Linked DNA regions of Mus musculus: region 2 is linked to region 1. Evidence: chromatin loops called from intact Hi-C (ENCODE). Cell type or tissue: heart. All regions are shown on one strand. Links, peaks and the distances in the headings refer to the core of each region. The heading gives the core; the rest is flanking DNA. Region 1 holds the start of 6030458C11Rik (RIKEN cDNA 6030458C11 gene). Region 2 holds the start of Sub1 (SUB1 homolog, transcriptional regulator).

Region 1 (16,264 bases), core at 3,942-11,941:
TGAGAGAACTGTATACTTTACTTTTGTATTCTAAACAGGCATATTGTACTCTTTAGAGTGCCAAAGCAGACCTAATTTATCAGGACAAGTTTATCCAGCTGGGTATAATACAATATGCTAATAGGCTAACAGGTCATGAGTATATTTCCAATACCATTACCATTATGTGACTGGATATATCCCATGATCTAAACAGACTTTAGCTGTTTATGGGAGACATACTTGTCTTCAGTGACAATGACAGAAGACTCCCATGTGTACTGTGCGGCTACTTTTCTCGCAACAAAGAGACCTCTGGAGTACAAAGACATGCTGGCCTGCACAACGGCAGACACAGACCCTAATAATCTAGGTTTTGTAAGTAAATGAAGGCAATAAATAAAACTCCCCCTGAAAACCTAAAAGCTTAAAAGCTCCACATAGAAGTGGCTGCATGTGGCCTCAATTGTTGTCTTTAGGCCTGGTGCTAGGTAGGAGCTGAAATGTGTCAGGCAGCGCTCGCTGAGGCACCGTCTTCTGTGCTTTGCTGACTGGAACAGTTCCATGAGCTGGGGTTTATTAAAGCACTTTCTCTGAGCTCTGGAGATTGGACACACCACCCTGAGCAAGGTCGGCAGGTACACTAGCACTGAGGCCCTTCCCAGGCCATGAGCGACTGCTTGTGCTGCAAGGCAGAAAGGCAAGTGCCTTTCCAGGACGACAGCTGGTAAGCAATGGATGTGAGAAGTTGGAATTACCTGAGACAGGGTTTCATGTAGCACAGGTTGGATTTGAACCCATGATCTCCTATATCTAGGTGTTGGTGTTACACGTATGTGTCTTGTCCTGTTATCTTTGTTTACATTAAATATAAAGCAGGCTGGAGGGTATTGGTGGTTGCCACCAACCCTGATAATTCCAAAACCGACTTTGAAAAGTTGTCCTCTGAATCTGCATGTGTGCTGTAGCCATGTACCACCCCCTAAAAAGTAAATCTGTGTAGTAAGAAGTAAAAAGTACAGCTAGTAAGTTATAAAGTCTAGTGCAGATTGGATATCTTTCTCTGAGATGCTTGGAAGCAGAAGTCCTATCAAATCCCAGGTCTTTCAGGTTTTGGAATATCTGCGGACTTTACAGGTGTACTTCATCATGGTTCATAGAAAGTTCTGGATTTTGAAGTAGTTTAGAATTTGGAATTTTTAACTAGGATATAATTTTAAAAGATTGGGAAAGAACAGACCACGTGGCAGAAAACAGGGCCTTTGAACCTAAAATGATTACCATCTAGCTGTTTGCAGAGCGATTGCTATGTATAACCCAGAGACATGTTATGCAATTGTCAGGGTGTACGTTTTCAAGCTACCACATTTACCTGAGTGAACATTTCTTTGAAGGGGTTTTTGACAGAAAAAAAATCCAAGTCAATATCTAAAACAAACGCATCTCCCGTCTTCAGTATGTCCAGAATCGCCCCAGCGGTGGCTGTGTTCTGGCTCTGCTGACCTCCGGAACGTGAGCAGGACGGCTCCTGGCAAGCATGGTCACTTCTTGGTGTCACTGCGTCTCCTCGACGTCCTTCTGAGCAAGAGTGCCCATCAGCCGCAGCGCTGCTCTCTCCACTTCCCAGTGCCAGCTTGGGCTTCTTTGTAGAAGACACAGAGTCACTGTCATCTTGTTTGCTACAGAGTGTGTAAGGTTCTACCAGAATCACATCTAACTGTAAGGGCCTTCGGTTCTCTAGCTGGTCTTCAGGTACAAACAGACCATCACTTAGGAAGTAAGAATCTGTACTTGTAACCCTGGACCGAAGGAAAAAATATTGTCAGGAACAAGCACGTGAGCTGACATTATGCTGTGACACTGTAGACTTAAGACACAGGAGAAAAACAAGGCGCTTTAACCACGGCACGTTCTCTTCAGAAGTCAGCGTTCTCCATATTCTGAGCCCGCACACTACTGTCTGAAGGAAAGACTCCATGTATTTTTGCAGCGCACCTTTGCAGCTGGATATGGCTGCCATGGGAGTTCTGGTCAGTGACCGACAGAACAGGTGAACGGCGCAGTGCTCTCCCTGTCCCTACAAGCAGCCGTGACCATGACAGTGGAAAGTTCCTTTGAGGACTCAAGAGATCGGGGAACACGAAGATAGGGAGCCCGCTGTGCTTACTTGAATCTATAATCTCAAAGCTTGGGAAGCTAAGGCAGGGCTAATGAGGCTAGCCTGGGCTACAAAGTGGGACACACACACACACACACACACACACACACTCTGAAGGTGAGACAAAGCAGATAGAGAGCTAGGAGACCTGGACAGTTGTTACACCGGCTTGATATATGTACATGCAAGAGCCCAAGGATCTCACCGTGCTGGACACACAGGTGTGTGTGAGCTTCCTGAACGTGGCTGCTAAGATCCCGTCTCTGTCCTCTGATGAAGCATTAAGTGCTCTTACCTGCTGAGGCACGTCTCCAGCCCTGACTTTTTTTTCTTTCTTTTGTAATGAGACAGAGTGTGACCATGGTGCTCATTCTGGTGTTTAACTTTGGCGCTCGAGCGATCTTGCCTCAGCAGCCCTGGACTCTTGGACAACAGGCATATGTAGGCAAGATTTCTGATTCTAGAAATATTGGTATGTTTTCAGCCTTTTGACTATATTATGTCTTGGTAAGGACTTAGAACACTCAATTCAAATACATTTTTCAGAGGCATGCTCTACCACATGAAAACGATACAATTTATTTCTCACCTGTCCGCACTTAACACACACAGCTTTAGGTTTACCTGAGAAGACAGGGTCTTTCGTAGCCTAGACTGGCCACAAACTGATTCTCCTGTCTCCATCTTCTGAGTGGCATTGTGGGCATGTACCAACATAATTGGTATATATATGAGCTGGGGATTGAGTGGGCCTTCAACCATACTAACCAAATACTCAACTGAGGCTCCACCCCAGCCCCTAGAGCTATGAAATTAAAGACAATTTTCAAAACAGATCAACGACGTTAAAAAAAAGTAAGTCTAAGCTTGTGAAAAACTGTAACATCCTAATAAAGAAAAGACTGTAACCCCAACCTGAATTTATAGTCCATGTGTGGGTATGGAAGCTAGTGTGTGCACACGGAAGCCAGAGGTCACCCTGGGGGTCATTTCCCGAGTGTTTTCCATCTTGCTTTTGAGTCTTTTGCTGGTCTGGGCTCACAAGTAGGCTGCACTGGCTGGCCTGTGGGCACAGATCTGCCAGTCTCTGTCTCCTCAGAACTGGCATGAGACATATGTGCTGCGTGCCTAGCTTTGTCATACACAGGTTCTGGGCGCAAACTCAGGTCCTCAGCTTGCACTGTAAGCACCTTACCAACTTAGCTCTCCGCACAGCCGTGTCATCTTTTTAGTAAAGCAAATTTCACCTTTTCTATTTCTGCAAGTAAATAAACTCAGACCCATGGCTCTCCATCGCAGTTGGCTGTACATACATGTTTACTTGGTAGATTAACAACATGAGGTTAGCAAAATATTCTCCAAACTGTTACTATGCATTGAGTTTCCAAAAATATCTATGTTGCTCTGTGCCAGAATAAGGTCCTGTCTTAGAAAAACTATGGCAGCTGTGTGATGCACGTCTTTAATCAGAGCACTTGGGGGGGCACACCTCTGTGAGTTCAAGTCTAACCTGGTCTCCATAGAGTTGTAGGCTATGTAAAGCAATGTAAGTGAGAACCTGTCTCAAGGTAAAAAACAAAAACCTCTCACACACACATCCCGATCAAGCTGGCCACAGTGGTTCACACCATTAATCCCAGCATTTGGGAGACAAAAGGGCTGTTGTCTGTCAGGTAACAGCAGCAACAAAAATCTATGAAATGCTTTGATTTTATAGGTTCTATGAGGTCCTCTCAACATATTGAACTCAATCTCATATTGACCAGTATTATGTACAATATTTGTTACATGTTGAGTTCTAATTACGTTAAGAAATTATATAGTAAGTACGACTTTTATAAATCAAGATGATGCTACTCACACAAATGACAAAAACACATTCCACCAAAGATAATACTGTCATAAAATAGAAACAGAAATAAAGGGCACAATTTTCATTACATATTAGGGCCCAGAAAGTTATGTGTATACTCATAAAGAGTTCCTCTTATCCCAAGAAGTTAGACCTTGACAGCTACTTCTAAAGATGACACCGTAGTAGCCCAGGAGAGAGGGCAGAGACTGTAGTAGCCCAGGATAGAGGATGTTGGTTAAGTACTGCACATAAAAAAAACCTGATACACATACAGCTCAAATCAGAGAGCATAATAATTTAACTTAGACTAAATACCAAAAATCACATCAATAAGTGTAAAACCTAAAAGTCCAGACACGGACTTACTACAGATGAAAGCAAACCCAGTGAATTTTGTTGTTTTTGTTTGTTAGAGACAAAGGATGACTCTGAACTCTAGCTCGTCCTGCCTCCACCTCCAGACGGCTGGGATCATAGATATGGACCACAACTCCCACGTAAGCTTACATTTTTTTCTTTTTTTCTTTAGTGCTGGGACTTGAACACAGGGCTGTAGGCATGTTAGGAAAGCGATCCACTCCTGAGCGACACCTAAGACAGGGTCTCACTCTAGAATTCAGGCTGACTCTTAATTCTGAGCACCCTCAGTCTCTCAAGGCCTGGGGTTATAGGTGTGTGCCACACCCCTGCCTGGCTCACTTCTAAGAGTTAAATTCAACACACTATAGCTGCATCAGGAGCAGAAGGCCACATGAAGGAAATCAACAGAATTAAAACTTGGTTTTTGATGATTCAAGAACTATTTTTTGGACGGGATGGGGCTTAGTAGGAAGTTACTACAGGAATTCAAAGTATAATGAAAAGAATTCAAATCCTTCCATACTCATTGAAAATGAGGAAATTACCTGATGGTTGTGGTAGAAATGTCTTTGCCTACTAAGAAGCAGTGCTTGCCCTCCCTGATTTGCTGGGCCCACGTGGGGTGGAGCCAGATTACTTGAGAAAAATGGCCAGCGTAAACTGCAGGCATAATCCAATTTTCGATACTCAGTTCTCTGAAAAAAAAACAAGAAACAAGAAACATTAAAATATTAATGAGTGTTTTTCCGCAAACATTTTAAGACAGTAAGTTTTAAGTGTGGTCCCTTGGGAGGTTCCCGGGACTATTAGGGTAACGCTGTTTCCATGGAAACATGATTTCTGTTTGCTGCATGAGCATTTGTACTGACTGCACACAAGCATCCTGGTGGGTCGGTAGCCTAAGAGCCAGGCCTCGGGAGGTCTTTTAGTAGTCACTGCATGTTTTATAACTAACTATCACTCTTGTCCAAAGGTAGTTTGACTGAAAAATGTTCTCAGTTTTATTAATTCTTGCTCCTAAGTAGATATTTTAAAATATTATGTGAAGCAAAAAGAGGACCACACCAAAACTGCTATAGACTGTGAAGTACAACAGTTGCTTCAAGAAAAAGCCCCAGCCCCTCTAAAATTAGCACTTGAATCATCAATAACAGAGTTGCGAAATAAGTATCACTTTTTCTTTGAAAGACCAATTAACTGGTTATTTAGACAGCAGAGCGGTGAACTGGTGGATTCTGTATCCTAGTCAAGCTTTAGAAGCTTGTGGAGTTTTGGTGGAGGACATTACTTATCTGAGTTAGTACTGACACTACTATCTTGTTTTCTAATCCCTTCCGTAAGAGCATGAATTTTCATCATAACTTTTTCAATCAAAATGACATAAACAATGGACTGAATGAAATGGATGAGAGTCCAGGTGTCATTTACAAGGGCAAAAATTAAAGAAATCTTAAAAAATTTAAATAATGCCACGCAATAGCTTTATAAATGTACTTTTTTAAAGTAAGAAAACTTGTTTATGTAGACATAATAATTTAATATTTTACAATGAACATTTACAAATTTCATTTTTAATTTAAGGAAAGTAAACACAAACAACACAACTCATTATTTCCAAGGCTTGATTTTTGGAAGTATAAAAGAATGCAGACACTTGAGCACGGTGGCACGTGCATACAGTCCCTGCACTGGGAGGAGGAGCAGGAGTTCAAGGTTGGCCTTGGCTATAACAGGTTGATCCCCAACAACTGGGAGGTGGGGTGGGGGTGGGACTGTAGCCTGGCGGTGGAATCTGTTTCCCAACAGGGCAGCTTTGTTGGGCCTCAGTGGGAGAGTGTCTTAGTCAGGGTTTGTGTTCCTCCACAAAATAAAATGGCCAAAAAAACAAGTCGGGGAGGAAAGGGTTTATTCAGCTTACACCTCCACATTGCTCTTCACCTTCACCAAAGGAAGACAGGACTGGAACTCACGCAGGTTCAGGAAGCAGCAGCTGATGCAGAGGCCATGGAGGGATGTTCTTTACTGGCTTGCTTCCCCTGGCTTGCTCAGCCTGCTCTCTTATCGAACCAAGACTACCAGTCCAGAGATGGCACCACCCACAAGGGGCCTTTCCCCCTTGATCACTAATTGAGAAAATGCCTTACAGCTGGATCTCATGGAGGCATTTCCTCAACTGAAGCTCCTTTCTCTGTGATAACTCTAGCCTGTGTCAAGTTGACACACAAAACCCACCAGTACACTAAGATATTAGTTATCAAGGGTAGGAATGTGTGGGGGTTTGAAAAAGAATGGACCCAAAAACTCACAAGTGGTGGTCACAAGGGAGTGGTCTCTATTAATCCAATCAAGATAATCCTCCACAGGCAAGCCCTGCAACCGACTTCTCAGATAATTCTAGACTCTGCCAAGCATCTTGACAACACTTAACCATAAATAGGCTTCAATGTAGCCCTGGCTCTCCTCAAACTGTAATTCTCCTGCCTCAGCGTTCCAAGGGCTGGGATCACAGGGATCAGCCATCGCACCTGATCCCTATTTGGCTCTTTTAGTGGGTAGAAAAAAAAATGTTCTAAATAAAAATTTAAAAGGCAAGCAAACAAACAAAAAATGCAAATGTGAGTGTAGCAAAATCTCTTGTTTATCATCTGCTATATGTTGTATTTCAAATACATAAAATATGACTAAAAAAAAAGTCACATTACCCAAAGAGTGCTTCCTTATCAAACACAGTGTCTGCTGGCATGTTCACAGGGATAAGGAGGTCTGGGTGGGAGTCCAAATGTAAGAAACTTATATTACTGTCAGGAAGATGCTTCGAACCTATGGCCCGGTATATGAAAGGCAGAACCTGTAATACAGACACACACAGTGAGAACTGCACACTGTCAAGTGCAGACAAAACAAGAAACTGCACCAACCTGAAGTGCATCAAGTGGTCAAACATGGGAACATTAAAAAAAAAAAAAAAAAAAAAAAAAAAGCTTTACCATAGATGGTTTCTGATGATAATCTCCAACCACTCACTCTAGCATTAAACTGTGTTCCAGGTACTCTAAGTTTTAGGGCATTTTCTGTCCCTTTAGGATGGTGAAGTGGGACTAGATGACTTTTTCCTCCTACATGCTATACATCCAAGTTTACCAACAAATTAAAAAGCACAGAGTAACCCAAAGTTGGGTTTGTCTCAGAGATCTTCTTTCTTTCCTCCTTTAACTTTCTCCATCAGTAAATAACCCACTTTTCCTGGGGGAAGGGGTGTATCGCAGAGCTTCACTCTTGATCCCTTTTGTTTTATATCCAGAGACCCTCCAGGGGTCCTATAAACAAATCCAGACTTGCTAGGTCGTCTTCCAGAAGTCTACCCACTTTACGACTGCACTGCCATGTTGTACATTAATAAGCGCTGAAGGCTTTCCTCTTCATATGACACGAGCTACGATTATGGTCCCTCAGGTCCTGGCTAACCCTCTCGTTAAACCGTGGGATGATGACGTTGGTGGTGGTGGGGGACAGGCTGCAGCCAGCGTTAGGTGCTGGTCAAGCCTCTGCAGGCTGCTAGGGTTCGAATCCCTCCTGCCAGGGCTCCGTGGCTTGTGTCGCCCGCTCACCTCCTGGTGATCCTCCACCACCCACACCGGGAGCTTGGTGTAGCGCCTGAGTCGCGCGCGGTCGCCTCCGGTGTCACTCATGTCTCCGCGCGTCTCAGGGAGGCCGCGGGACACGCGGGAGAGGAGCCCGGCTGCCCGAAGCCGCGCGCCCCCAAGGCACGATCGCGGCGGAAACGCGCGCTCACCCGGTTGCGCTTCCGGATTGGAGGACGACACGGTGGAAGGGCGAGTGTGAGACCTGTAGACAATGTCGATTGGTCTATACGTCCGTCACTCTCGCTGATCCGCCAATCACGGTGCAAAAGGTGCTGCGACGCGCTCCGGAGAGTTTTCCCTCCCCAGGTCCGGATTTCTCCGGTTTGCCTTTTAATTCCCGGGGCTTCCTGTTCCGGAGGCGTGGGTGGCGCCTCAGCCGTGGAGGGTGTTATAGTAACCAGGCTGGGCTTTGATGGCGGCGACCCCGGGACTCTCTGTAGGTAGACGGGGGGCGCCTGATGGGTTTTCAGAGAACGAGTATCGACCTAAACGATCCTGGGAGTTGGGTCTGGGTGGCTTCGGGGCAGCTCTGCGGCCAGGGGGAAAAGAGCGACCCGGTACAGATCCCGTAGATAGGAAGCCTTTCATCTATTTGCGAAGCGCGAGCCGTGGTCCAGGCGCGGGGCCGCCCGGCTTGCGGGGGGAGGCGAGTCCCGGAGTCCCGTACTTAACCTCGCAGGCTGGCGGGAGATGCAAACCAGCCAACGTGCTCTTCATCCAGCAGGAGGCCGGGCTGCAGGTTGAACCTGGGGAAAGTGCGGGGTTTTCAGTGACTTAAAGGCACACCTTGCAAGTCTTGTGTGTCGTCGGTCCTGGACGAGTAAACTGTTCAGAATCGCGCCCTCGGTTTCCCTGCTTTCAAAGGGCATCCCAAGAATAGGTATTTCCCACTTGCATTAAATTCATTGATTTGAACTTCGCATCCATAGTACAGTGGTACAGTATCTAGCTTTTATTTTTGGAGGGGAGTGTGTGTTGAAACAGGGTTTCTCTGTGTAGCCCTGGCTGTCCTAGAACTCACCGTGTAGACCAGGCTGGCCTCGAACTCAGAAATCCGCCTGCCTCTGCCTCCCAAGTTCTGGGTTTAAAGGCGTGCGCCACCACTGCCAGGGCCTTTGTCTAGCTTCTCTAACGGAGTGTGCCGTTTTCTCACTGTGGAGAGGTGTTAATTCCCTGACTGTTGTCCACCTCTAGCTTCAGTAGAGTCCTTTTTATTCTCCAGGACTCTCTACATCCTTACTTTATTGTATTTATCACATCGCGTTTTTCTTTTTATAGTGTTCGGGACATCGTATTACTGTTGTTATTATATAAACATTTGTATATGGGTTTTGCGATCCTTGAACTCTGCAGGCTTGTGTGCCTTATAATCTTTGAGCCTACAGAGCTTGGGAAAGCGTCTCACGTGTGCTGGCTCAGTAAGTGATGGAATCGGTGAATGTATACCTCCCAGGTGGTTTTGAAAACGCGTATTTGTGGGGAGCGGTGGAAGGGAATTGTAGTGACTTAGAGGCATGCACAATGAGGGAGAGTCAAACTTGCCTGCGGTTTACTGTGTGCAGAGACTGTGAATCCTGCAGGAATGACTGAATGAACCCTTGATTCACGGACATGCCGGAGGAGTTCAACATGGGCACACACGACTGTCACAGACGGCAGATTCTGGTAAGCTCCGTAAAAGAAGTGAGTCTACACTAAGCAGTAGCAATCTAGGAGTGAGCTTGCGTTCCCAAGGGAAGTCAGTTCTTCACAAGAGGTTAGTGGATCGGTAGGAATTCACTGGCCAAGTAAGGGAGAGCAGAAGCAAAGACGTTTCCTGTTAGTGCTTGCTATGCTAACTGACCTGGAAAGTATGGGCTAAGAGGGGCTTTGGAGAAAGAAATCAGGTGATAAGCCTGGGAAAGTTGGGTTCAGGTTCTGTAGGGCCTCCAATGCCAAGCGTGGTGTTTGTACTCAATACTGTGAGTAGCCTGTGGTACCAGCAGTAGCTCTTTGAGTCCCAAGTTTAATCATGAGAGTATTGGATTGAGGAGCAACCATTTATCTTATTATTTGGTAGCTGTTTTTTATTGGGCCTTGGCTGTCCTGGAATTTTAGTTCTGTAGACCAGGCTGCCTGCTTGTTTCTGCCTCTGCAGTGTTGGGATAGCCCAATGTGTGTGTGTGTGTGTGTGTGTGTGTGTGTGTGAGAGAGAGAGAGAGAGAGAGAGAGAGAGAGAAAGCACTTTGTGGAAGTTCATTTGTGTTTACAATGTTCTGTGGGAAGAACTGAGAACAAAGTAAAGAATGAAGAATGGTCACTGTTGGTTAGTCAGGTTGTGGCTGTATTTGAAATTGAATTCAGGTTTCACTGGGATTTTTCTGTGTGTGTGTGTGTGTTGGTTTGATCCTAGCTCTACAGTGAAGGGAAATTTGTCTGTGGAGGATGGAGGACGTCTTTCCTTAAGTCTTTTACTAAACCAGAGACTGGAGGTGGCTGCTTTTGGTCATCTTAGCAATGGATAGTTTTGGGCTAGCACAACTGTCCAGCTAATAAGGACAGCAGGCAGTTTGCTTGGAAAATGGACAATAGCTCAGTATTTTGTGAATACAAATCCTGATTTTGTGAATAGGCTAAAATTACTGATAAGGTAGTTTTATAAATTTTGTAAACAAAAACGCCCCCTCCTCTCATTTTTAGCACTGGCAGTTTTAGAAATGTGTTTAAACCTTTTCTGTCTTGTAGAACCTACATCGTGAGCGGAAGATGTAGCCTTTCTACAGGACGCATCGAGATGCAAGGCAATACGTGGTAAGTGGTATTCTAGGAATGGCAGTTTCGAGAGCCTAGAGAAGAGAGGGAAGGTAGTGCGCCAGAGAGGGTGGGAAAGGTTCAGATACAGGGGAAGGGCAGGGACTGAGTTCATTCTGTTATCTGTGGTCATAACTTGTTCAGAGATTTGTGAGTACAGCTAGGAACCAGACCAGAAGAGTCAAAGAAACATCCTAGAGCCCCCTCCCCCAACCCCCATGAGCTTGCAGTTCTTGATGGCACGTCAGTGTTGAAGGTAGACTTACCTAATGATTGTTGAACTGTGATGCTTGCAGGACCTGCTGAGAAGCCGTGGAGAGTATTGTAAGAACAGGAAATCTAAGGAAGGTGTATTAGTCGGGGTTCTCTAGAGTTAGAGAATTTATACAGTGAATCTCTTCATTTCATAAGAAGACTTTGTTAGAATAGCTTACCTCTTTTTCTAGCTAACTGTGATGGTTTGTATATGCTTGGCCCAGGGAGTGGCACTATTTGGAGGTGGGGCCTTGTTGGAGTAGGTGTGTCACTGTAGGTGTGGGCTTTATTTAATACTCTTCATCCTAGCTGCTTGGAAGGCAGTATTCTGCTGGCAACCTTCAGATAAAGATGCAGACCTCTCAGCTCCTCCTGTAGCATGCCTGCCTGGATTAGGCTGTTGTAGTTTCCCACTGACTTTAATCACAGGACATGGTAGTACTAAGAGTTGCCCTGAGGGATCTCCTGCACTCCAGACATAATCCTTACCTCCATTGTGGAGAGGCTGTCCAATTTCCCCATGGTGACATGGATCTATCACCCCTCCTAACACTGTTACTCCTTTCTTAGCCTGCTATTGTAAGACTTCGACCCTTGGTCAGTGTACTTACTTTGAGATCACCCCCCACCCCCCCACCCCCATACACCCACACACACACACTGAGACACTGAGATGCAGATTGATGCAAAAGCAAGAGCTTTATATTCTGGCTCAGCCTTCAGTTAAATCTCTCAAGGCGAATGACTAGAAGGCGACCCTGAATGGCTATTACATTGACTAATATAGAAGTTAGTGATGAGTATTCTTCACTGTCAGCTTGACTAATCTGGAACTAAAACCCAAAAATAGAAGCGACAATTGAGGGGATTTTTGCTTAATTTGAAGTAGGAAGATCTACTTCTGATGCAGATCTTCGAGGTGGGAAGATGCATCTTTAATCTACCTGCATGGGAGCCGGGCCACACCTCCTGCTTGGAAGCCTCTGTAAGGGTGTGGGAGAAGGAAGCTCCTGCTCTTTGCCCGCTTGCTCTTGCCTTGTAAGCAAGTCCACTCCTTCACTGGAGCCTAACTTCTGTATTAGTCAGGGTTCTCTAGAGTCACAGAACTCATGGGTAGTCTCTGTATAGTAAGGGAATTTGTTGATGACTTCAGTCTGCAGTCCAACTCCCAACAATGGTCAGCAGCAGCTGTGAATGGAAGTCCAAGGATCTATCAGTTGCTCGGTCCTACAAGGCAAACAGTGTGGTGATGGGGTTGCTGAAAGATTAGAAAGAATATTATGGTAGCTAGTTAAAGAAGTGCTTACTAAGTATTATTAAAGCATTTGCAAAGAAAATGGTAGGAATTTTTTATTTGGGGAGGCAGAGGCAGGCTGATCTCTGTGAGTTCCAGACCAACCTGCATCATAACAAGTTCCAGGCAGCCCAGGGTTGCAGAATGAGACCATATCTCAAAAAAATAAACAAAATCAAACCAAAGCAAAACACCAAGAACCTTTTTATTAAGATATAGCGACACATACATTATTCTAGTTTTGAGATAAAGTTTTAGTAATGAGGTAAAGGAGAAAAAGGCTTCAGGATGATTCATGGTATGTGTATATGTCTTGATACTCAACAAATGCTATTTATTGGGAAGAGAATTTAGCGTTCCTGCTTTTTAGTAACTGTAGAAATCAAGGTCCTGGCATGAATCCCGCTGGCGCACTGATGGAGGACTAGAGACTTTTGTCAGGGTGTCAGCAAGATCGATTTTCAGGTTCGCTTTCATGGTGAAGGTTGTTGTCTTGACGATCAGGTGGTATTCTTGTTGTATCCTCCCTCAGCAGGTAGAGACCAGGCTCTCTTCTGTTTTCATAAGGGCACTAATCTCATCATTGGATTGTTAGAAGCAGTCTCATGGCAGGAAACATGGTGGCAGGCAGGCAGGCATAGGGCTTACATCCTGATCCACATGTAGGCAGGCAAGGAAGGAGGGAGAGAGAGAGGAGACCAGAAAGAAAGAAAGAGAGAGAGAGAAACGGTCTGGGCCTGGTGTGGGCTTTTGAAACCTACCCATAGTGACACAGCTCCTCCAACAGTTGTAACCCTTCTTAATAAATTCTGCTCGCTGAGGACCAAGCATTCAAATACATGAACTATGGGGCCTTTTTTCATTCTAACCAGCATGGTCATGACTCACATCAATAACACCCATGACTTACTTTAATCTTAGTTACTTCCTCAAGCTCCATCCTCCACATATCATCACAGGCATATAAGGATTTTGAGGAAACATTTAGTCTGTCCCATCATTTTCAGGGAGTTTGAGTATGAAAAAGATGAGGCAGTATGAATGAAGTTGAAGGAGAAGTGGAGGCCAAGGCAAGCATTGAATAGACTGACTGGGCATCTAAATGCTGATGTGAAGGGTTGGGTAGCAGGGAGAGACTGTGAGTGGCAGATGGAGAGTGACCCCCTAGTCCCATATCTGTATTTGGAGATGGAGCCCTGAGTTGCTTCTAGCAAGATAAGCTTTGCTAGCAGGAAGTTGGGGGTGGGGTTGGATGCAGATGAGTTGGTGCGTTGATACAGCACCTGTTCTGATGGGGTCGGTGTTTCTTCGTGATAGAAGAGAGGTATTGTAAACAGAGAGGGGGATGGAGATGTGAGGAAGGATGCCCAGGGTCTTACTCAGGGTTTTACTGCTGTGAACAGACACCAGGACCAAGGCAAGTCTTATAAAAAACAACATTTAATTGGGGCTGGCTTACAGGTTCAGAGGTTCAGTCCATTATCATCAAGGTGGGAGCATGGCAGCATCCAGGCAGGCATGGCGCAGGAGGAGCTGAGAGTTCTATGTCTTCATCCAAAGGCTGCTGGTGGAACACTGACTTCCAGGCAACTAGGGTGAGGATCTTATACCCACACCCACTGTGACACAACCATTCCAACCAGGTCACACCTATTCCAACAAGGCCACACCTCCAGATGGTGCCACTCCCTGGTCCAAGGATATACAAACCATCATATTCCACTCCCTGGTCCCCATAGACTTGTTCAAAAACATGAGTCTATGGGGGCCATACTTAAACATAGCATAATGCAAAATGCATTTAGTCCAACTTTCAAAGTCCTCATAGTCTATAGCAGTCGCAACAACATTAAAAGTCCAAAGTTCAAGGTCTCTTCTTCGATTCATTCAACTTAATTAACTGTAATCCACAAAGCAAGGCAGGAAACCAGCTGGGAAAACTCTAAACTCTGCATCTCCATGGCTGATGTTAAAGCTGTCTTCAGATCTCCACTCCTTTTTCATCTTTGTTGACTGCAACAAACTGCTTTCTCCTGGGCTGGTTGCACTCCCTGTTAGCAGCTTTCCTCAGCATGTATCCCATGGCTCTGGCATCTTTAACATCTTTGAGTCTCCAAGGCAATTTCAATGTTACAGCTTCTTGCTTCAGTCTCTGGGATTCCACTTGATCTTTTGGACTCCTCCCAAGGGCTGTCATCACTTCTCCAGCTCTGCCCTCTGTAGCACTGTAAGCTCAGGTTGATCCACTCCACTACGGCTGCTGTTCTTGGTGATAATTCCATTGTACTGACATCTCCAATACACTGGGGTGTTCCACTCCAACTAGGCTTCACCAATAGCCTCTCATAGGCTCTCTTCAGGGTGCCAAGCCTCAAATCCTTTTCATGACCCCTTCAGTCCTGGGCCATCAACTACAGCTGAGGCTTCACCTTCTCCAATGGCCTTCCCTGGCCTCTCACAGTGCTAAGCCTCAGCTTCTCTCCATGATCCCTTCATTCCTTCACAAGCAATACCACCTGAGTGACTCTTACACATTACCAAGTCCAGCCGCAGCATGAGGTACAACCTTGGGTATCTCTGGAGCACAGCTTCTTTGTGCTCCCAGAAAACAACTCCCAGATTTCAACTCAGTGATGCTGGTTTCTTCTTAATCACTGCTAATTCCTTAGCTCCAGCTAACCAGCATCAATTTTCCCAGTAGTTCCTTCCATTCTTAACTCTAGAGCCCGAGCCACATGGCTGAAGCCGCCGAGTTCTGCTGCTTACAGGAACTAGAACATGATCCCCTTGTACTATTACATTATCACTAGCTTTATGTTTCCTAAATCCTTCACTGCCTAAGCTTGGCTATCCTGGTTCTTGCTCTGTAGATTGACCTTGAATGCAGAGATCAGCATGCCTGTCTTGTGGGATTAAAGGTTTGTACCACCATGCCTGGATCTAAATTCAGCTGGGTAGAATCTTGCCCCAAGGTCCCACTCCCTTAATCTTTTATCTCCTAGAACACAAGATTTTGCTCCATTTCACTTCCTGGTACTCCTTTAATACTCGAACCATATATTTTATATTTTGCCTTTCTAAGCTTGCTATGCTTGTTCAAACTTCTCTTTGTGAGACTTAACCAGAGAACAGAGTCTCTGCTGGGCCTTTTTGAAACTTTCTTTGTCAATGCAATTAATGCAATTAATCCAAGTCTCTTCACCTTAGCCTCAGGCAGACTTTTCAGACAAGGGTAAAAAGTAGCCACATTCTTCACCAAAATACCACAAAAACGGTCTTTATGCCACATACTGAAATTCTTCTCCTTTGAAATCTCTTGGGCCAGGTCAACACAGTTCAAATCACTCCCAGCAACAAAGTCTTCCATATTCCTACTTGGATGACCCATTAAGCCCCATTTAAAACAGTCCACTGTGTTCCAAATCCAAAGTCCAAAAATCCACATTCTTTCAAATAAAAGCATGGTCAGGCCCATCACAGCAATACCCCAGTCCCTGGTACCAACTTCTGTCTTAGTTAGGGTTTTACTGCTGTGAACAGACACCAGGACCAAGCAAGTCTTATAAAAAACTACATTTAATTGGGGCTGGCTTACAGGTTCAGAGGTTCAGTCCATTATCATCAAGGTGGGAACATGGCAGCATCCAGGCAGGCATGGCGCAGGAGGAGCTGAGAGTTCTATGTCTTCATCCAAAGGCTGCTAGTGAAAGACTGACTTCCAGGCAACTAGGGTGAGGATCTTATACCCACACCCACAGTGACACACCCATTCCAACCAGGTCACACCTATTCCAACAAGGCCACACCTCCAGATGGTGCCACTCCCTGGTCCAAGGATATACAAACCATCACACCCAGAGAGGGCACCCAGCATCCGTAGTGGCCTGGAAAGTAAACTGGCTGCGGGAGGTTGCCGGGGATGTGTTGGC
Region 2 (16,264 bases), core at 4,276-12,275, 830 kb before region 1:
TTTATTTTACACACTAGGTAGGGGGCACAAAGCAATCCTCTTTAATAAACTTGACAATTAGCTTCACTTAGAACATTTTAATAATGCACATTAAAAAAAAGTATTTGTCTTACAAATTGTTCTGCAATCCAAATATACAACAGCTTGGAAAACAACATTTAGAAAACAAAAGCCAATGTAAAAAGACAACTACAACAGTACAGGTTTGATATGGCTCAGATTTTACAGCTTTCTTACTGCGTCATCTATATCAGAGATCTGTTCCTTCAGCTGGCTCCATTGTTCCATGTTTAAAGAAATACCTAAACAAGGTTTAAGAAATACAAGGTGAAAATCAAGCCTTTTGGGGGATTTTGATATATACAAATATTTGAATCAAAACTGTCATTTCACTTATGTGGATTTTTAGTGTTGAGAACAAAACCCAGATCTCAGGCACGCCACATACACGCTCTATTACACCAGCTGCCTTTTGAATGGCAACCAGAATATTGAAGTTTTTATGAGCGATCTATATTGATATTAAAATCTTAAATTTTTTAGTCATAGGTTCAATTTTATATCCAGTTTAACTTCCAACAGTGCACCTACATAATGCCTATTTTGACCAATAAGTACAGTAACAATCCGAAGATTGTCACAAACATATAGAGAACCAGATTTGGCATTGGCAAATTTATATCCAGACATTGGCAGTTTTATATCCTGTCTCTTCCAACATTTGTTCCATATTTCCACCAAATTTCAATGTGTTTAGCTCTGTGCTGAGTTCTTCCATCAGCATCCATTTCACTTTGGGAAACTCCTTAGAGTGACTCAAAAGGGGCATGGCAGAGTGCACAATTCAGATGGGTATGGGTGCACTCTGGAATCGTGCTATCAAGAGTGACACTCAGCTTCACCATCCCTAGCTGCCTTTCCTAGACTCAGTTTCTTAATCAGTAAATATGACTTCCACATCAAAGGGTGGTTATAATATTTAAATCAGGTACAATGAAACCTCAATCCAACATCCCATACACGCAAACAATGTATTTTTCAGAAAACTGCTGAGGGACCATGAGAATGTAATAGGCAGCAGCAGGAAGGAAGCCTGTGAGGCTAAGTCAGTTCCTTAGGAAACATATGCAAGAATGAAATCAAGGATTAGCCACTGTGGAAAATCCTGAATGAAATCTCAGACAGAAATAATCAGTAAAGATAAAAAAGGAAGCTTCTAAGACACACTTGAAAACTGCATCAAAGAAGTGTCACCTTTAACAGTGGGCAGACTAGTACTAGAAGAACACATTTTTTTCCTTTTATTAAAAAAGAATACACATTTATTCACTGAATGGGTGCACACATGCATACATGTATGGGCCCCCCTGTGCCACAGAGTTTTCCACAGTATAGGTAGTATCCATTCTCTCCTTTACCTCATGGGTCCTGGATCATACGGCTTGGCACCAAGTGCCTTCACCTGCTGAGGCACCATACCTTACTGGCCCAAGAAAGCATTTCCTCAACTAAATCAACCCATAGAACTACATAAATTTAGGTAGTGTAGTGTTAATCTTTTTCAAAGTTTTTTAACATGACCATGTACAACAGTTTCACCTGACATTTTCCTGCATGTATATAATGTATCTCACCCTCCACTCCCTTGCTATGCCCCATTTCCCACTCCTGCCCATCGCCTGCCTCTTCCCAACCAGTCCCTCCTCTACTATGTGCGCGCCTTTGTCTACGCTCCCTGGAGCACAAGTTAACAGTTCATCTTGACCATCAACTCAATGGATTTAGTTAGAACCATTATGAACACACCTCTGTGAGTGTCCACAAGTATCTGTGGACAGATTAAACTGATGAAAGAAGACCTGCCCTGAATGTGGGTGGCCCCACCCGCCTAAGGCCTCAGTGACACCAAGCCCAGCCCCAGGACACTCTTCTCTCCACATCCTGACTGGGCCCCACGTGAGCAGCTGCCTTCTGGCTGGGTCGAATAAACCCTTCTTCCCTTAAGTTGCTTTTATCTCCTATTTTGTCACAAGAAAACTAAACATAAGTTGGTGCAAATGGTTTCTAGTTACTTTGTAACAGAATAAACTGTTTCTACATGCTAAGAGGCTTGAACTGGGCAAAGCACCAATACTAAGGGGATAGAGACCTTTAAGGACTCTGTATTAGAGAACATCTTGCTAGAGCTGAATCCAAAGCAAACACTAAACCCAGGAGTTTGCTACTTCTCATTTTACAGTTTCCAAAGTAATGCCTAATCTGCCTAGGAACTGATAAAAATGAAGTTAAAGTTAGTGATCAATTCAACGTGACAATAGATGCTGTTTTCCTAGGTTTCATTACAAACTGCTTATAAGAGGATCAACCAAGTAAGGCCAATCCTTAACCTGTATTCCCTGTAACATTTTAAGGCAAGCATTCAATCAGTATTAACATCAAACTGAAGAAATAAAACCTCACCTTTTCTTCCTGGTTTCATTTCACCTTCTGAATCCATCCAATATTCTCTAATATCAATTAGAATTTTTCCTTTGAAGTCCCGAACACTGACATATCTCATCTTTCCAATCTAGCAGAGAGTGAGAAAGAAAATGCATAAAGAGAGGTTTTGAATTTATATTCACAACTTGCACTTATAATCCTGGAATAAGTATTCAACTGCAATTGGAAGGGGGGGTGCATGCATGTATGTATGTCCACAGAATGACTTCAAGTGTCTTTATCATTCTCTGCCTTGCCTTGAAAAGATCTCTCACTGTTAAGTTGGCAGACCACAGAGTATCCAGGAGCTGTCATTTCTGCCCCTCAGTGCTGGGATTATAGCCATCTGCAGCCAAATCCAACTACCTCAGGGGGGTGCTGAGCATTAAAGCTCTGGTCTTTCTTTGTACAAGCATTTCTGCTTATTGAGCTATCTTTCTTCAGTCTCACTTTAAAAATTATGAAATTTAATATAACACAGTAAATAGAATGGATGTCCTTTGACAAAAATAGAAACATAATGTTCCAATAATCCCGCTTTGAGGGCAAAACATATACTTAACAGACCGGACATATTCTGAGAAATGAATACTCAGAAGATTCTCCTGTGTGAGCATCAGAATGTACTTAGTGAGACAACTTACACACCATGGTACCAATCCTAGAGTATCCTCACTTATATGTATGTGTTCAATTGACTGACACTTGCGGCACATAACTGCACATCCAAAACAACTGGCAGTAGAGTCTCCCAAGAGATCTTAACTATCCTTAATTACACTATTCATAATAGCTAAGAAGTAGAAGCAACCCAAAAGTCTATCCTTAGATGAGGACACAAATAGAACATGGCTTACACATGCAATGGAACACTATTCAGTCTTTATATAGGCAATCCTGTCTATGCTATAGCGTTAAGTGAAATAACAGCAGTACAATCTGATTCAACCTAAATGAAATGCCTACAGCCTAATGCAGTAAACTCAGAGAAATCAAAAAGTAAAACACCTCAGAAGGCAGCAACAGGCAGCTGTGTTCAAGGTTAGCTTGGTTTACACATAGCAAGCTCCAGGCTACCAAGGGTGTGCTGGCTGAACAGAAACAGCTAGCTACCAATGAGCTGGAATGGTTGGCCCACAGGACTGCAACTATTGGGGAGTGTGGCCTTGTTAGAGTTCATATGACCTTATTGGAGGAAGTGTGTACTGTTGTTGGTTTAAAAAAAAAAAAAAAAAGCAAAACACACAAAACAAAATCACAATCATTTATTTGATTTTACCAATGAAGTCTTGGGAGCCAGGTGCTGGGGTGGAAAATTGCTAGCTCAGAGAGGCAGAGAAAGCACCCAGCTGACTAACCTTCCTCCTTAGCCCAAGTCCCACCAGAATGCCCTCTCTCTCACGCCATGTCAAACAAATTCCTTCAAACTCAATGTCCCTCCTTCTCCTTCCTGTGCATTTCTGTCCTCCTGACTCCTCTTGTCCTCTACGTTTCTTAATGATCCTATGCTCACTTCCTGTCACTTGCTCTGCCTCTTGACCTATGGTTGACTTTGTTTAATCCTGTTTACAATATTCAAGCAGCAAGTGCTTTGACTAAAGGTATGTGCTAAGGCTGAGCCACACAACTAAAAACAGGTTTTTCCAGTAAATACAATCTCAGGGTTCACAGTGTGATCAAGTATCTTACAACACTGTACACACTTGTAGGGGGTGGGCGTTGAGGTCTCATACTCAAACTATGCCCAGTGTGGCTCACAGTAGCTTTTGCTGCCTTCAGATTAAGATACAGAACTCTCAGCTCTTCCTCTGAAGACTATAAAACCTCTGAAACTATAAAAGCCAGCCCCAATTAAAAGTTTTCCTTTACACATAGAGTTGCCATGATCAGTGTCTTTTACAGCAACAAAAACTGTAGCTAAGAGACAGGCCTACATACCGAGACCCTGTCATTTTTAAAAAATAAATAAAAAACCTTATTTATACTGGTGGCTTAACACAAACTATGTGGTTTTTGAATGTCCCCACTTTCTAGATTCAGTACATGTAAGGAAAGTGTGTACTAAAGCAGACAGACATAGGACAAGAATTAAGAATGCAGCCCAAAAATAGGGCATGCATTTAATAAACTCACCAAGTTATTTAGGAAAGATCCAAAGTATTCAAAGGAAGGGCCGCTGTTGTGATGTGAATGAAAATGGCCTCCTTAGGCTCTTAAGGAGAGGCATTATTTTAAAGGATTAGGACACCTGGCCTTGTCAGAGTAGGTGCAGTCTTTTTGGAGGAAGTGAGAGTGAACTTTGAGGTTTCAGAAGCTCAAGCCACACTCAGTGTCTCTCCATTCCGGCTGCCCGTGGAATTCAGCTACTCTCCAGCAAGTCATTTGCCTACCTGCCACCACGCTTCTTGCCATGGTGACAAGGGACTAAACCACTGAACTGTAAGCCAGCTCCAAGAAAATGTTTTTCTAAGAGTTGTATAGTGCCTCTTCACAGCAACAGAACACTGACTGAGACAAAAGTCTTCATAAAAGGCAAAACTGTAGGTGTACGCTACAGGTGGATCTCTGTGGGTCTAAAACTAGCTCTGTTGTGCAGCCAGAGCCATACAAAAAAACCTTGTCTCAAGAAACCCAACAAAAAATGAACCAAAGCTCTTTTTTTCCTAGTGAGAAAAAAAAAGTCATCCCCTAAAAATAGACCCCATTTCTCAAAAATCTCTACCAAAAAACAACTTTTAAAAGTCATGGTAATACATGTCTACAGCCTCTGCTCTTGAGGAGAGGCAGGAGGATTGCTAAAAACTCAAATTAGCCTATTCTATATAGTGACTTCCAAGTAAGCTAGGGCTATTAAAAACAAAACAAACAAAAAGACCCTCAATTCAGACTCCCCCCACCCCATCAGGCCAGAGGTAGAAAGGAAAGCGCACAGCATGATGGTAAAAGAAAGCCAAGATACAGTTATGAAACTGGATATTCCAAAGCCCTTCTTTACAAACACTACAAAATACTCTAGTCAATTATATATTTATCCTGCCCCAGTTACTCGCTGTACTTAAGTCAAATAGCCCTGGAAGATCTCCACCAGACTTCTGATATCAGCAAGACTTCCCAGGCTTCAACCACACAGGCTCTGTAGTTCATACACAACCCGAGCTCCTTCCCACTTCAAGGTATTAACTCAATTTCCTGCTCTTGAAAATGCTCCCTTTGTCCACACACCGCACCGATCACGTTTTAAGATTTAGGTGCCTTATCTTTTTAATGAGATTCTCATGCCTACTCTCTCAATCTGTTCACTACTTCTCAGGACCCATTGTCATTTTTACTATGCGTATGTAATCATGGTTCCCTTAAATTCCACAAGGTTACAGATCACATTCCACATGGATTACTAGGACCTGGCAAAGCCTGAATGAAATAGAGCACTGTAAGCATCCAACTTAATATCCATTTGAAGCAATAACAGCATTCTTTTACATTCCTCATCACATACCTTCACCTATATTCTCTATCAAACCAACCTTTGCCCCGAAACTATACTGAAGTCGAAGAACTGAAACCTATAACTAAATAATTAATCTACATTTTCTTTTTGTCTATTTCTTTCTTCTACTACTTTTAGTTTTCTTTCACCACTTTATCTACTTACATCCTTTCTCCTCTCATCATTCATTTGCAAATCTCTCATAAGCTGCTATCGCCTCCTCTCTTTGGTTTGTGTTCTTTGGTGGTTGGCTATTTGGTCGAGCACGTGTAAAAGCCAACAAGAATAATTCCCAGCCAAGCCCCCCAGGCGCTACAGGAGATCCTCAGTGGCCACATTTGCTGGCAGGTCTACCTTACAGCTGGTCTTTCTTCATCACCGTCTTTGTAATCATCACTCTCTCCCTTATCAATACAAATGAAAGTCTATATAACTGCCTCCATAATCTCACAGCATTATTTACTTACAATGCCTCATCTCACCGATCAGTGTTTGCAGTGAAGCAAATACTGAATTGCTACAAACACTTTAATAAAGCCAAGACACCCAGCAGCCCTCCCTGGGGTTCCCATCTCACTCCATCTATTCTCTCCGATGCCCCTTTCCTTAAGCTCAGACTCCTGGTCTAAACACGCTATCCCAGCATTGTCTGTACCCATACACTATTGTCCCCAGCCTTCTGTTTCTTATGAAGCCTAAGTTATGCCATTTCTCTCAAATACTATCAAATTTACACTTTCCAGTCAAATACTCATCCTACTTACTCAAATTTGCTTCCCAAATATATAGTTCTAAATCTTTTTTTGGCTTTCTGTGACCTTTGGATTTGTATCATTTAAATATAGTAAAACTAGACTTCTACTGGGCTTTTACCAATAGCCCAGAATTGAACAAATTACCCTCACTTTCTACTCTGGTCAAGAGGACTATACAAGGGAAGACTGGTGTGCTCAGATCAGGATCTGTCCACTGGACTCAGTGCCCTCCGACTCTACCTGGAACATGTTGTCATCTCTGCTGCTGCTGCTCTGCTTGGAGGATGCCAGTGCTCTAGAAGTCTCACCAGGCTTCTGCTTCTTCACGGGCTTCTCTGGAACCGCTTGCTTTTTCCTCTTTAACTTAAAACAGGCAAGAACACACACTTGTGAAGTTCAAAACACTTCATTAAAAAGTTACTCAAATTTTTGACTTATGAAAAATATGTACATTAAAATTTTTTAACTATGAATCTAGTCTTCACATAACTAATGATAGTATTTTTACACTCTACTCTCAAAATCCCCAAAGATTCCTCAGATGTTAAAACAGTGATCTTGTGAACTAGAACCCACACACTACTCTCTGGAAAGAGAAAGACAAGCAGCCTATAACTTCTGTATAAACTTTTGGAAACCACAAATCCACCAGAAGCTTTCCTCTTATTATTTTAAGTTTTTAAAAACAAAGTATACTGGTATATCCTGTAACCCTGACTAAGGTTGAGGCAGGAAAGCTGAAGATCAAACAAAAAAACAAACAAAACCAACATATTTATGACTAAAACTGACTACTTACTAATTCTTTGTCTATTCCAAAAGGTATCTGTACTTTCTCAAGAATGTATGCTTCCAGCCTGGACTACATAGCAAGCTCCAGGCCAGTCAGGGCTACATAATTTAACTCTTAGGAGGAAAAAATAAAAAAGCATGCCTAGGTAAAGGAAGTTACTATCTTATACCAGGCACTGAAAATCAACAACTCAAAAACTTCTTCAGCACTAAGAATTGATGATGGACAGTAGTAAGACTAGTGTACTCAACCCCATATTTTAGAATTAGCACTAGTATAAAAAAATTGCATATGACCTCATTCTCAAAATGAGCGAAAAGTTAAAAAAATAAGAATTTTTAAAAACCCATGTTAAGTTTCCAGCCCAAACAGTAGAGGGCAGGCATGTTCCTTCTTAGTGGAAAGGACAAACTAGTTTAATATTACTAAACGTATATTAAATTTGTTGAGGCTAGGGCAATAATATGCTATGAAATGAAAACTATGGAAGCACCTAATGTAAATGTTTACAGAATTAATAGTACTGTGAGACAAGCTACACAGTCAGCTAAGCAAAACACAATCCTCTGAGTGGTGCACGCAGCAAGTAACCTCAGTGTCAGTGACACTCACTCTTAGAGGCTACACTCTACAAGTTCTGAAAAGACTTCAAGTACAGCTATATATGATGTTTGAAGCCTTATTTCAAAATTATAAATGATACTACAGTCTATCTGTACATTTATAGGCTCCAACTTTCCTAAGTTTTCCTATAGAGCTCCCTTTTCTTAGGGAGTACAGAGGCCAAAAAAACAAACAAAACCTAAACAATAACAAAAATTTTTTTAAAAAAAATTTTAAGAAGAGGGGGGGTTGCTGCTTTAAATAAATAAAACAGGGTCCCCATTATCCCAGGTGACCTTGAACTTCTGACCCTCCTGCTTCCGTTCCCATGGCTAGGGGATCAAACCTGGGACTTCCTGAGTGCTAGACTAGCACTCTACCAAGTGAACTATAAAACTAGCTTTGCCTGCTGCTTTTACACTTTGTAAACCACAGGTGCATTAATTACTTATTTTCAACAAAGCAAGTAAACAAATAAGGGTGAATACAATGTGTTCAATTTCTAGGATATGAATGTCTATTCAGACATAAATTTCTATTAAGACACAGCGGTGTGGAAGGAAGTCTTGACCACAAGGTGAACAGCTCTGTCACACTTCACTGCTGTGATCAATTGAGTGGAATGAAGTTGACAAAACAACGATCACCTAACACAGAAAAAGCTTATTCTGACAAAATGGGTAATTTTGTATTTGCTGTGTTGGATGACTTTATTTACTAAAAGCAAATAACTTTTAAAGTTAAAATGTACCAAAACTAAAATTCAGTAATTTGAAGAGGAGCAATGACTGAGAAACTATCAACATTAATGTTTTCATTCAAAAATCCATGCAGCCCAATAGTGACTTATACCTGTAGGTCAGACAGAGCTTTGGAAATGTTATTACCATCAGTTTGTATTTGTTGCACGTGTGGTGCCTGTATGTGGGTACATGAGGTTACAGGACAAACTTGGTATAATGGGGTCTCTTCTCCTACCATGTGGAAGAACAGAGATCAAACTCACACGAGGCGCCACAGCAGGCTAGATCAACTGGATTTTTGAATGACACGAATTTCTAAATAATGATAAGTAGTGTCTTTGGTCTCATTAGAATTCTAGTGCTCTAGAGTCTAATGAAGCATTTCTGTTGACTCTTGGTTACTAGAGGTGCTCAATGGAGGACTTGCTTAGTCTGAGCTGGGTCCCTAATCCTGAGGGTGAGGCAGAAGGACAAAAGTACAAGGTCAGCCCAACAACTTACTGAGACCCTGTTGCAAATAAAAAGTAAGAAGAAGGCTAAAGATATAGCAAGTACTTGCCTAGGATGCACTGGGCTGCCAGGCTGAACCCCAAGTACAACACAAAGACCTCTTAAATCTGATGTAAGTCCTGCAGATGAGACTAGAATCTAATATTCTACTCAAGGAATCCATCAGTCATTTATCTTTACAAAATTACCCTTGTAGATTCTCTCACATTCTGAGCCCAGCATTGGTAACACCATCCCAGCGTCCCACCCACCCCCACCCCCCAGGGAAATCCCAGGTGTTTGGAGAAGTCTAGGATGCATAGCAAAACCTACTTTAAAAGACTGACAGGCCTTTCCCTTCAAAACTCAATGTCAGCATTATAGAGCAATTAATGCACCATACATTTTGTTCTATAAAAGAACTTGGTAGAGTAAAAGTTACCTTTTTTTCAACTTCGCTGTCCGAATCACTGCCTGAAGAGCTTGAAGAAACAAGTTCCTTTGATTTAGGCATTCTGAAAGAAAAAGACATCACATGAATAATTTACAAGGTGTTTTAGTACCTTCATCTTAGCTCTCCCAGACCAAAAGAAAAAATTAACTTCCACAGCTCATTCTGCCTTTTTGTGGTACTGGAGTCGTTACACAGAACACATGTCTAAATTGCAAACAACAAGCACAGCCAATTATTCTGAACCCAGTCAGAAAAAAGAAATAAAAGCCATGTGCACATTCCTTCACCCTTCTCAAAGTCAATGGGCCTTTTTAACAACTGATTTTTAGACAGGTTATAAAGTTTGTGGGTAGACTACAAGAAAGCAGCTGAGAATAATGACCGTAAAATCAAGAGAAATGTACATAATTCCACTCACATTGAGGGGACCAGCTCCAACATAAACAGCTTGCCCATGTAAGCATAATACCTAATTAATTTTGCCCTTATAAATCATCTTTTACATGTTCTGTATACACTAGTTTTTACTTTGTGGCCACACTATCAAAACAACAGGCAACAATCGGAGTTCACAATGTTATACACAATTCACAATAATTTTGCACTGATTTTCTACTTAGGGAAATATATAAAATGTGAAGGCTTTATGTGCAAGGCAAAACTCACCAGACAGGCACACAGTGCAGAGCCTGCTGTTTATTTACTGCATAAAACAAAGGGCAGACAACTCGTCTAACCCACATTTCAAGAAGTCCTTAGGCAGGTCCTAACTACTTTTCAAGATACTTACACCAAATGGTAAAACCAGGTAGCAAAAGCTATTTACCAAACTATCTTCTGCTCTCTCCATCTAAATAAACTTACTAACTTCTACATGGCTTAAAGGTCCTAAAAAACACAAGATTCTGTAAATGCTCAAGAAAGATACATCAATTCCTACCTCCTACATCAAAAAAATTATAACCCAGCTCTCTAAAGACCAAACTGGCATTCAATGTGCAAAATAGGAGGTCAAGGCAAAAGTGAGCTACCCAAATCCTGCCCACGACTCTACACAACTGGCCAGTCCGTTAGAGGTAATACCTAAACTCAGGAGGGAGAAGGCTCCTAACCAGTCCCTTCGCTTTTCCTCTTACTGCTCCATTTCACAACCCGACCTCCAAAATCAAGTTTCCCAAGCTAGCTCGGTCACACAACTACACAAAGCCTGTTTTTTGAGAGGGAATTGCACATAAACAAATCTTTCGCTTGCAAACAGCCAGCCATATCTATCTCCCATTACGAAAAGCTGTCTGGGGAACTAAAATTACTTCAAAGAACCACGTCATTATCTAACCTAAATCTACCCAATAAGAAAACAATGTTTGTTACTGGGAACTAAAGCCAGCCCCGTTCCCTACACTTGGACTTTTAACTTTAATGAGGCTTTACTGGGGTGGTTTCTTGGAGGCCGGGGGGCGGGGGGCTTCGTAATTCGAGCAAAAGGTAACTAAAAGGGGTGACCGTAGTTTATAGACCGACCAGTCGGTGCCCGGGGCTGGGGAATACTGAAAACATCCCAGAGTGCGAGGCTCTCGAGGGCGAGCCGGCGCGTGGCACCGTGGGGGTCGCGGCCAGGAAGCTCCCGAAAGCCCCGAGGCGAGGGCTGGGGCTACTGCCGGCCTCAGGAAGGGGGCGTGGGGCGTCGAGAGCGTGCACAAGAGGAGGGCCTTGCGCCAGCGCCATTTTCTCCTCGCCCCGGAGCCCAGCCATGTTTGCCGAGCGCGCCCCCCGCCCCTCGACCCCGCGGGGCCAGCGTCCCCCGAGGGTGGGGAAGGGATGGCTTCCCGAGCACGGTGGTCCGGACAGGGGTGGGCGAGCGCAGCCTCAGGGCAGACCGCTAGCGCCTCCGCCCGGAGCCCCATCACCCAGTCCGAGGGGCGCGCGGCCATCACCCGCCGTTCGCCTGCCTGCCCGCGCCCACCGCCTCGGCTCGGCTCCCCAGAGCGGCCGCCACACGAGGCCCCGCGGGGACGCGGGCAAGAGCGGAGGCCCTTCCCCCGAGCTGCCGTTTTTCTCCCCACCGGCAAGGAGAGCGAAGGGGGCCGCGGTAGCCTGGGGTCGGCCTGGCCGCAGCCCCGAGGAATGGGCCCGGGGTCCCACGCACTCACGCTCCGCTCCGGCCGACCAAAAACCTCTGCCTCGCTCGCTCGCCTACTCCGGACTGACAGAGAGCCGGAAATGACGGCAGCTTAGAGGCCCTGGCTCCGCCCAATGGCACGAAGGCCACGTGAAGGGGGCGTGGCCTCGCCGCCCAACCGCCAGCCGGCCCTTTCCAGGGCCTTAAAGGGGCCGCCACAGATACTGAAGTAAATGCTCCTGAAAGAGGGAGATGGCACCACAGTGAGATGCCACGCAGCTTGGGCCTGATCTGAAGGAGAATGAGATGTCAATGAAACATAAATGACAAGATCCACGGAGCTTTGCGCTTGCAAATAGCTTGTATATGGTACCGCTCTATAAATGCTGTACTGAAATGATGGGAGCTACTCTGAGAAAAAACAATGTGCTGACCCACTTGCCTACAGATGATTTTCCGTTTCTACCTTTAAGATCTGACTCATGCTGCTAAAATCCAAAGGAAGCAAGCCTGCGAGGCGCACTATTTAATTCAGAAAGTCAAAGAAATCTTACAAATGTCCTTAGCCACGAAACCTTTATTCTTAAAATGGAGTTCTGGGGCTCCAAAGTAATTGTGGTTTGAATATAAAATCTCCCTGTGGGCTCATTCATTGGGGATCTGGTTTTCAACTGATGACCTTTTCAGAAGAGCCTGGATCCTGAGAGCTGTGCCTTAATCAGTGAATTAATGCTCTGATAGTCATAATATGACAGCATTATTACGAGGTGGTGAAAAGTAAGGATGTGTCCTTTGGGGGCTACATTTTTCCCTGGCCCCTTTTGTGTTCCCTTTCCGCAGCATCCTCCTCTGCAGGTTACCATGGACTTGGTGTTCCGCCTCACTACCAGCCTAGAATACAGGAGCTAAGTACTGGAGACAGAAACCGGGAGGCATACTGAATCGCCATACCTTTGTCTAAACACGGATCCAAAGTCTCGCGGAGGAAATCCACTCCACCATCACAAATAACCACAAGCAGGTGGCTTAGAATGTGTACTGGATGGTTTCCTCCTGTAGCCAACAACAAACAGAGTTCTGTTCATCACAAAGGTTTACATACAGCATTTGACAGATAGTGATCATCCTAACAGGTTCAAGAGTTGAAATGATCGTTGTCTTCACATTTAACAGCTGCAAAAATTAATAAGTGATTCAAACCTTGTATTGAATGGAACTACTACCTACTAAGGGTAGTAGGGAAGTGCCCCAGCGCATCCCTACTGAATGCGGGAGTCCAACTAGAGCAACACCGTCATCAAAATAAAGTGAGAGAGGAGTCTTTGTGTATGAAGCTCTAAACAAGGGTGTACTGGCTAGTTTTGTGTCAACTTGACACAGCTGGAGTTATCACAGAGAAAGGAGCTTCAGTTGAGGAAATGCCTCCATGAGATCCAACTGTAAGGCATTTTCTCAATTAGTGATCAAGGGGGAAAGGCCCCTTGTGGGTGGGACAATCTCTGGACTGGTAGTCTTGGTTCTATAAGAGAGTAGGCTGAGCAAGCCAGGAGATGCAAGCCAGTAAAGAACATCCCTCCATGGCCTCTGCATCAGCTCCTGCTTCCTGGCCTGCTTGAGTTCCAGCCCTGACTTCCTTTGGTGATGAACAGCAGCAAGGAAGTGTAAGCCGAATAAACCCTTTCCTCCCCAACTTGCTTCTTGGTCATGATGCTTGTGCAGAAATAGAAACCCTGACTAAGACAAATTGGTACCAGCATAGTGGGGTATTCCTGTGACAGCCTGACCATGTTTTGGGGAGGACTTTGGAACTTTGGGCCAGAAGATCCATTCGCTGTTAAGAACTCTGTGAGATGTTGTGTAGGAGCTTGGAAGATAATGTTGAGAACAGTGCAGAAGATGGAGGCCTGGCTTGTGAAATTTCAGAGGGAAAATTAAAGACTCTTTTCAGGGCCATTGCTAGTTTGATTGTGAAGGTTCAGTGGTTCTGGTTAGCTGGGGCTGAAGAATCAGCTGTGATTAACAAAATACCAGAACCACTAGAGTGAAACCTTTGCATTACTGGGACAATTGATGCTGGTTAGCTGGAGCTAAGAAATTAGCGGTGATTAAGAAGAGACCAGCATCAATGATTTGACATCTTCTGGGAAGTGGTTTGTTTTGTTTTGGTTTGGTTTTTTGGTTTTTTTTTGTTTTTGTTTTTTTTTTTTTTTTGTTTTTTTTGTTTTTTTTTTTTTTTTTGAGAGCACAGAGGCTGTGTTCCAGAGATAGCCAATGTTGTACCTTGTGCTGTGGCTGGACTTGGTAATGTGTAAGAGTCACCCAGGTGGTACTGGTTTTGAAGGCATGAGGGGTCACGAAGAGCAGCTGAGGCTCGGCACTGTGAGAGGCCATGGAAGGCCATTGGTGAAGGTGCAGCCTCAGTTGCAATTGATGGCCCAGGACTGAAGGGGTCATGCAGTGTTTTGGAGATGCCAGTACCATGAGATGACCACCAAGAGCAGCAGCAGTGGTGGTCAGGCATCTGGAGCCTAGAGGATGACACGTGTGCTACAAAGGGCATGGCTGGAGAAGTGACCCAAGCCCTTGGAGGAGCCCAGAAGATCATGAGTTGGATCCCAGACATTGGATGGTTGTAGAACTGTGCCCTGATATTTTTCTCTCTTGAAGGAAGTTTTTTTTTAGTGAAGCCCACAGTTAAGAGACTTTTAATTGTAAAGACTTTGGATTTTAAGAGAGATTGAAATTTTAAGAATTTGTAAAGACTGTGGGACTTTTAAAGTTATTTAGATCTTGGGGATGAATAAGAATGTAAGTGTTGAGGCTTACTAGTGATGTGTTTGTGTGTCAAGTTGACAAGGGGTCAATTGTACTGGCTAGTTTTGTGTCAAGTTGACACAGCTGGAGTTATCACAGAGAAAGGAGCTTCAGTTGAGGAAATGCCTCCATGAGATCCAACTGTAAGGCATTTTCTCAATTAGTGATCAAGGGGGAAAGGCCCCTTGTGGGTCTTTCTGGACTGGTAGTCTTGGTTCTGTAAGACAACAGGCTGAGCAAGCCAGTAAAGAACATCCCTCCATGGCCTCTGCATCAGCTCCTGCTTTCTGACCTGCTTAAGTTCCAGCCCTGACTTCCTTTGGTGATGAACAGCAGCAAGGAAGTGTAAGCCGAATAAACCCTTTCCTCCCCAACTTGCTTCTTAGTCATGATGTTTGTGCAGGAATAGAAACCCTGACTAAAACGAAGGGCAAACATAGCTATAGGCTGCCCTGGAGGAGGTCTTTGGGGGCAATATGGAGCCATCTGCCTGGTGCCGAAAATATCTTGGTCTGGACTGTAGTTACACATAGTATGCAGATAAAATGTTTCACTTACCATTTGTGCTTGTTCCAGCGTAAAAGTATATTTCAATAAACATTAAACTTAAAAGGTTGAAATTGAATTGTAACCTGGCACGGAGACTATTATAGCAACTGTAGAGGTTGGGATGGATCACCCCAGGCCAGCCTGATCTCAGCTAAATTGCTTTTCCTCAAGTTAAGCTTTATAGCAACTGACAGAACTAAAGACTAGGGAGTGGGGGGTGAGGTGATAAGGATCATCATTTTGGATTTTGTAAATCTTAGGCAACACTATTTAACAGTTAACATCGTTAGGATTTAGAATGTGGGACAAAAGGGAAGGAATGTCAAAGTGAATCAGAGAGGGACAGAAGAGCAAAGAGAAGATAAACAACTCTGGAGAGAGGCCCTGCTGCAGACCAGAGGTACCAGAGAAGGCAAAGTCAGGGTGGTAGATGAAACCCTGAGGGAGTAAGCCAGGCAGTGGTGGTGCACGCCTTTAATCCCAGCACTTGGGAAGCAGAGACCGAGGCAGGTGCATCTCTGTGAGTTCAAGGCCAGGCTGGTCTACAGAGTGAGTTCCAAGACAGCCAGGGCTGGACAGAGAAACCCTGTTTCAAAAATAGAAAAAGAAAGAAGAGAAGAATAAACCAAATAGCCCGCCACCGTGACTCCTGTCTACTCCCCCCTCACAGAAGAATGAATAATGCTGTCCCTCTGTGGGGAGCTGGCTGGAAGGAATGGATAAATGGTGTATGTTAAGGGAGTGAAAGGCAGACAACAGAGGGGACTGAGTCACAATCTTGTGCAAGCATCCCTCCCTGAATCTTTTTAGAACTACTTATAAAAAATTAGATGCAGACAAAAATGCAAATAGACCTGTAAAATATATTTTGTGAAGCACGTAATCACAGTAAAAATGAACGCTGACAGGGCTGGGGAGAAGACTCCATGGGTGAAGTGCTGACTGTGTACGTCTGAAGACCTCGGTTAGGATCCACA

The links. Peaks named below come from ENCODE experiments on the same cell type or tissue, not always from the same donor. Only the 100,000 strongest peaks of a DNase experiment are listed, where the experiment ranks them.
Region 2: it touches region 1 in a loop (3-fold over the local background); 6 of 42 quality-filtered maps call a loop at or near these places.

Annotation. Positions count from the first base shown.
Region 1 is chr15:12,816,507-12,832,770 of GRCm38, forward strand. It overlaps 6030458C11Rik (RIKEN cDNA 6030458C11 gene), which reads right to left and starts at 8,151. Exons shown (of 9, transcript NM_029998.3): 1 at 7,961-8,151; 2 at 7,055-7,200; 3 at 4,898-5,047; 4 at 1,352-1,778. The coding sequence starts at 8,041. Drosha (drosha, ribonuclease type III) reads left to right here and starts at 8,309. Exons shown (of 35, transcript NM_026799.3): 1 at 8,309-8,432; 2 at 9,559-9,661; 3 at 10,721-10,786. The coding sequence starts at 10,770. In heart, for the core only: no CTCF peak of the experiment used is centred there; a DNase peak (open chromatin) is centred at 8,235; H3K4me3 peaks cover 2,916 bases; H3K27ac peaks cover 1,853 bases.
Region 2 is chr15:11,983,996-12,000,259 of GRCm38, forward strand. It overlaps Sub1 (SUB1 homolog, transcriptional regulator), which reads right to left and starts at 12,012. Exons shown (of 5, transcript NM_011294.3): 1 at 11,956-12,012; 2 at 9,794-9,866; 3 at 6,964-7,086; 4 at 2,461-2,569; 5 at 1-302. The coding sequence starts at 9,865. The coding sequence ends at 223. In heart, for the core only: a CTCF peak has its summit at 7,885 (motif pointing right); DNase peaks (open chromatin) are centred at 11,506 and 12,036; H3K4me3 peaks cover 2,374 bases; H3K27ac peaks cover 1,293 bases.